Regions from separate parts of the Homo sapiens genome. Here region 1 is linked to region 2. Evidence: read pairs that join two places in POLR2A ChIA-PET (ENCODE). Cell type or tissue: HepG2. All regions are shown on one strand. Each heading gives the region's core, and the rest is flanking DNA. Links, peaks and the distances in the headings are about the cores only. Region 1 overlaps AGBL5 (AGBL carboxypeptidase 5). Region 2 holds the start of SLC30A3 (solute carrier family 30 member 3).

Region 1 (2,900 bases), core at 273-2,772, 200 kb after region 2:
ATTCTCTCCCTTTCTTTCATTCTCCCTGTCTTCATGCAAAACCCAACTGCTAGAAACCTTGTTTCATCTTTCTACTATTCCTCTCTTAGATTTGCATTTGTGTAATCAAATCCTACAATTCTATCTCTGCATTCACCTGAGGTTTTTTTTTTTTTTTTTTTTGGAGACAGGGTCTCACTCTGTCACCTAGGCTGTAGTGCAGTGGCATGAACATGGCTCACTACAAACTTGACCTCCTGCATCCCAAGTAGCTGGGACAACAGGCACACGCCACCAAGCCCAGCTAATTTTTAAATTTTTTGTGGAGATGGAGTCTCACCATGTTGCCCAGGGTGGTCTGGAACTCATGGGCTCAAGCGATCCTCCTGCTTCAGTTCCCAAAGTGCTGGGATTACAGGTGTGAGCCATTGCACTGGGCTTGAAGATCTAAAGGATGAAGTCTAAACTTTTGAACACTACACATTCAAAGCCTTGCCCACTATAGTTCCAGTCTGCAAATCCTTAGTAGGATGCTGATTTGATCCTTCATACCCTCTGCTATAGACCCCATGGCTACTAGTTGTGTGTGGTTCCTCTGGAACTGTTTCCTTTTCTAGTGAAACCATGACCATCTTTCATGTCCCATCTCAAATGTTACCTCTCTTACTTGAAGCTTACTTGACCATTACAGGCAACATTAATTGTTCTCTTCTCATTACCTTCATCCTTTGTTTGTGTGGCTAGTAGTTCATGGTTTCTGTTTAATTAAGTTAGTATGTGTAAAGTACTTAAAGGCACATACTACTCAATAAACATAAGCTAATATTTTTTCTAACTGGAACTTGAGTTTCTTGGGAGTAGGGACTTTGTTGCCTCCAACACTATATATCCCAGTGCCTGTAAAATGCTGCCTGAAAAACCAGAGACCTTAATCAATGTTTTGTTTACTTGAACAGCAGACACCATGAGCTGGATCAATCATCTGTGGGAGTCTAAAGGCATACAGTTATATCCTTTGGGGCAGCTGTCTCTGGTCCACTCATGTCTCGAGACTTATTACTACAAGTTCTGAAGGGTGGGGCCCAGGGGGACAGATGGTAAATGGATGGGGTAGGGAGGCTTGCAGCTTTGGCGTGTCCTTCCTCATCACAGAGGAACAGCAGGTGCCAAATGCTCTCAAACTGATGGGCTATTAACTTTTCATAGAACTGAATTCACCAGAGGTGCCAGCATGCCAACTGACCATTAATAAACGTGTTGGATATGAAAATCCTCTAACTTAAGAAGTGACAGTAACTTCATCTTCCCAGCCACACTGGGAATTAGCAGGCAGTGACAAGAATACTTTTGAAAGGTCCAAACCAGGTCAGGCACGGTGGCTCACACCTGTAATCCCACCACTTTGGGAGGCTGAGGCAGGCGGATCACTGAGTTCGGGAGTTCGAGACCAGCCTGACCAACGTGGAGAAACCCCGTTTCTACTAAAAATACAAAAAATTAGCCAGGCGTGGTGGTGAGCGCCTGTAATCCCAGCTACTCCAGAGGCTGAGGCAGGAGAATCACCTGAACTCGGGAAGCGGAGATTGCAGTGAGCTGAGATCGGCCACTGCACTCCAGCCTGGGCGACAGAGTGAGACTGTCTCAAAAAAAAAAAAAAAAAAAAAAGGTTCCAAACCAAAATGGAAAAAAAAAAAATTGAATGGAAAAAAAAAATCGATACTTGTATGAATAAAGAAGAAAGGGAGAGATCTCAGGATGGAAGCTACTCTATTATGAGGAGATATGCTGGGTACCAATTATAGGTTAAGACGGTGGTCAAGAGTCAAAAACGCCAGGCACGGTGGCTCATGTGCCTTGGGAGGCTGAGGCGGCTGGATCACTTGAGTCCGGGAGCTTGAGACTAGGCTGGGCAACTTGGTGAAACCCCATCTCTACTAAAAAAAGAAATACAAAAATCAGCCAGGTGTGGTGGTGTGCACCTGTAGGCCCAGCTACTAGGGAGGCTGAGGCTGGAGGATCACTTGAGCCAGGGACACGAAGGTTGGAGTGAGCTGTGATCACGCCACTGCACTCCAGCCTGGGTGACAGAGCGAGACTGTCTCAAAAAAAAAAAAAAAAGTCAAAAACAACCAGATGTTAGGGGGCTAGTGAGAGTTGTTGGCACAGGTTGCCAATAGGATAACAGAAGTCAAGACTCGTGGCCATAGTCAAATAACCTAAAACATTAGCTACCACCAATGACAGAGATAGTCTAGGGCCCAGAGCCAAGTAATTCTGTGATTAAAATGGATGTCAGGATGATGTCCAGCTGACAGTGCACAGTAGGCAGAAATCATGAACTTGATAGAGGAAATAGTTTAGATAATTTGAGAAATATCTACACACACAGGCATGCTGAAACCATATTAAGGGACAAACCTTCACCCTACCCCAGGAAAGGGTAAAAGCAAGTGAGAAAGAACAAGCAAGAGTGCAAGAGTGATGTGATCAGCTCTGCTTCCAGAGGTTATGAAATGGTATCTTATGGCAACCAGCCAGATGTTCCATTTTGGGGGTGGTAGGATAGTACTGGGCAAAGGTCTAAGAGGTCTGAGGGGAGACTGATCTCCCCTTGAATGAGTCAGAATGGGTGTTCTAAGGTCTCACTGTTTACAGCAGCAGTTACTTGACTTGTGCCAAGGTCCTGTGTGTCATCCTCCCTGAACGTCTTTGGAACCGTCCCTAGCACTCCAGATCTTAGTGAATCCCTGGGACAATCACAGACCTGATTTATGCCCTCTGAGGGGTAGAAAGGTGGGACAAGCATTCTTTTTTTTTTTTTTTGAGACGGAGTCTCGCTCTGTCGCCCAGGTTGGAGTGCAGTAGCGCGATCTGGGCTCACTGCCAGCTCCGCCTCCTGGGTTCACGCCATTCTCCTGCCT
Region 2 (2,900 bases), core at 156-2,655:
TAACCCCATCACTTCCAACCACTGTATCTGGCACGTGCTCCCGTTTTTGTTTTGTTTTGTTTTGTTTTTTTGCAAGTGCACTCTTGGGCTCGTTGGAATAACAATATCGAGGGTAGGTGTCTGTCCCCAGAAGCCTAAGTTCAGGACGCCCAGTGTGTTCTGAAGGATGCGGCTGATGAGTTTCTTGCCTGGGCTCACTAACCATTCCCACCCTCCACGCTTCCCCATCCCTGCTCACTCGCTCCCCTCCTCCTACGGACCCTCCTCTTCACAGACTGTCACAGCTTCGAGTGCACAATCCTCTTCCCACCCCCTCCCATTCTACAGTGGCGGCAGGTGCGAGGGGAGAGAACATTGAGCATTTGAAGCTTCGACTTGAGGCTCGGCCACCGACTTTGCTGTAAGTCGCTCCCTCCCCTGGGTTTTAGTTTCCCCCAAATGAGGCAGAATGCGGTAATGTCCAGGAGGGCGCTGCAGGTGTGGAGGATGGGAATCACTAGCTGACACGCTGCCCCGCTGCCCCTCAGCCCCTCTCCATAAACAGTGGCCGTGACACCAGATAGGCGGCTCGACTTCACTGGACCCCCGCCCGTAAGAGAACTGTGAGCGCTCTCCAGTTGCCAGTGCGGCGTCCAGAGCCGGGGAGGGAAAGAGGATGGGGGTCCAGGCCGGGCCCTTTATTCACAGCCTGCATGACCTTGGACTCTTCTTCCTCTGGGTCTCAGTTTACTCATTTGAAAAGCAGGGATAACAGTGGGTTGAAGGAGAGCAGGAAGCTTGTCACCCAATGTTTCTGTATAAAAATAAATGATCATTCGCGGTACAGTGATTGGCAGCAGACTGGGCTCGTGAATTCCGACCCCAGATTCTCCGTAAAGGGGTTTCTGGAGTCCCTGGAATCTCCCTGTGTCACCGCTCACCTCATGTTCTTTCTGGTTCTCTGGAGATAGGTAATGGGTCCGCTCCTGTTTCTGCCTCCGCGTGAGGGTTGCGGCCACAGGGTGACGGCGTGGTGGGCGACACCCCCGCGCAGGCATGCACAGAGTGGTGGTCGTTGGGCGAAGGTTGGTCGTGAGGTTCTTGGGCTTCAGGAGCGAGGCTTGGAACCGGTGGGCGGGACTGTGTGCAGAGGTGGGGCTAGCTCGCCTGGGGGACGGGGCTGTGGAGATGAGGAGTTCTCCAGAACTCGGGTGGCGGGGCGCTCCCGGGCTCTGGCGCGGGGAAATGGGGCTTTGGCAGTGGGGGCGGGGCTTAAGGGTGGGGAGAGGCCGGGGAGCCTGGAGGCGGAGCTTGGGGAGCTCGCCCCACGCGGGGCGGGGCTCCGGCGGCAGCGGGATCTGCAGTTCGGACTCCGCGCGCCACAGTCGCTGCAGTTCGCTCCACTCTGGTGGCCCCGCCGCCCTGCGGGGATCCCGGGGGTCGGCGGGCTGCTCGGACTTGGCGCGGGGCCGGCCCGGCCTCTCTCTTCCTCGGTGGGGCCTAGACGGTCGGGGCACCGGGAACATGGAGCCCTCTCCAGCCGCTGGGGGCTTGGAGACCACTCGCCTGGTGAGCCCCCGGGACCGCGGTGGCGCCGGAGGCAGCCTGCGTTTGAAGAGGTAGGACAGACCTGGGCTGGCCCTCGGCCCGGGGGCGCCACCCTACTACCCTCCGTCCATTTCGTTGTCTCTCTCGGCGCGGGCCCCGGCGGCCGCCCCAGCGCACCGCGGGTCCCTCGCTCCGCTGCACCCCGCTTCATCCCCTCTGGCCACACGGAGCGCCCAGCCCTACACAGCCGGCTACGCCTCCTCCCGGCCGCCTGACTTCCTCGGGTGAAGCGGCCTCTCACTCCCCTCCGGCCGGCGTCCCAGGCCGCCGGACCCCTCCGCCACCCCCGCGGCGCCTGCCTTCCCTGGGAGCAGCTGCCGCTCGGTCGGGCCGGAGCCCTCGCCCGGTGCGCCAAGGTCCGCATTGCCCCGGGCCCAGGGCGGGAGCGCCTCGCTGCCCAGGCTTCAGAGCTCCCTCTGTAGGCCCCGGGGGCTCCCCTCCGCGCGCCCCCTCCAGCCGCGGCCAGCTGTGGGCGCCGGGGCCCGAGGATGGGCCGGGCTCCGCGCGGGTCTTGCGGGCCCCTGGGGGGCGGGCGGCCGCCGGGAAGCGAGGGGGCGGCGAGGAAGGAGCAGGTGCGGTCTGGGCAGCGGGGGTATTCCCGGCTCCGCACAGACGGGGCCGGGGGCGGCGAGGTGTGAAATGAGGCGCGCGGAGCGGCCGGGACAGCGGGCCGGGGGTGGCAGGAGAACCGCCAACGCGCCCCGCCGGCCCCCGCGCCTGCCGCCACCGTCCACCTGCCCCTCTGAGCGGCCGTCCGACCTCCCTGCCCACCCCCGTGGGCCATCTTGTCTGTCGGCTGACCGTCCGTTTGTCTCCGGAATTTGGCAGGGTCTCCGGCTTTTTCTCTTCCCCCACCTCTCTCAATCTTTCTGTTTCTCTCCTAGTCCCTTTCCCTTTGTCTCTGACGTGGTGCTTCTGTGTGCTTCTCGCTCTTTCTTTGGGTGGGGGCCTTCAAGCTGGGTTGGGGGAGGGGGTGAGCAGAAGAGAGCTGGACCCCTTCCTGCAGGGGCCTGCAGAGACGCGGTGGGGGCTCTGCCGTAGGCCTGGCATCTCTTCAGGTGTCCTTTTGATTTTGGTTCAGCCCCTGCTACGTCACCCCTCTTCCCCGCTCAATATCGGTTGTTGGTTGGGGGTTTCGGAGGGCCAGGGAGAGGAAACAGCCTTTCCTTGTCTCTAAACAGCATGTAGCCACCCCACATGCCCACACCCCCACACACCAACAGCCAGGCTTCCTTAGTGCCCAAATTATGCAGAACAAAAGGGAGCAGCCTGTTGATGGGTGGCCACCTTGATGACTGGCTGTGCTGTGCCTT

What was found. Peaks named below come from ENCODE experiments on the same cell type or tissue, not always from the same donor. Only the 100,000 strongest peaks of a DNase experiment are listed, where the experiment ranks them.
Region 1: POLR2A ChIA-PET joins it to region 2 with 7 read pairs; 5 of 35 experiments call an interaction of 5 or more read pairs at or near these places.

The regions. Positions count from the first base shown.
Region 1 is chr2:27,063,497-27,066,396 of GRCh38, reverse strand. All of the region lies in intron 11 of AGBL5 (AGBL carboxypeptidase 5), which reads right to left. Among named protein-coding and RNA genes, the nearest start is that of OST4, 6.7 kb to the left of the region's middle. In HepG2, for the core only: no CTCF peak of the experiment used is centred there; no DNase peak of the experiment used is centred there.
Region 2 is chr2:27,261,510-27,264,409 of GRCh38, reverse strand. It overlaps SLC30A3 (solute carrier family 30 member 3), which reads left to right and starts at 1,363. Exons shown (of 8, transcript NM_003459.5): 1 at 1,363-1,598. The coding sequence starts at 1,504. RefSeq lists silencers at 1,329-1,398, 1,419-1,598, 1,649-1,808. In HepG2, for the core only: a CTCF peak has its summit at 1,761; no DNase peak of the experiment used is centred there; H3K4me3 peaks cover 1,859 bases; H3K27me3 peaks cover 2,286 bases.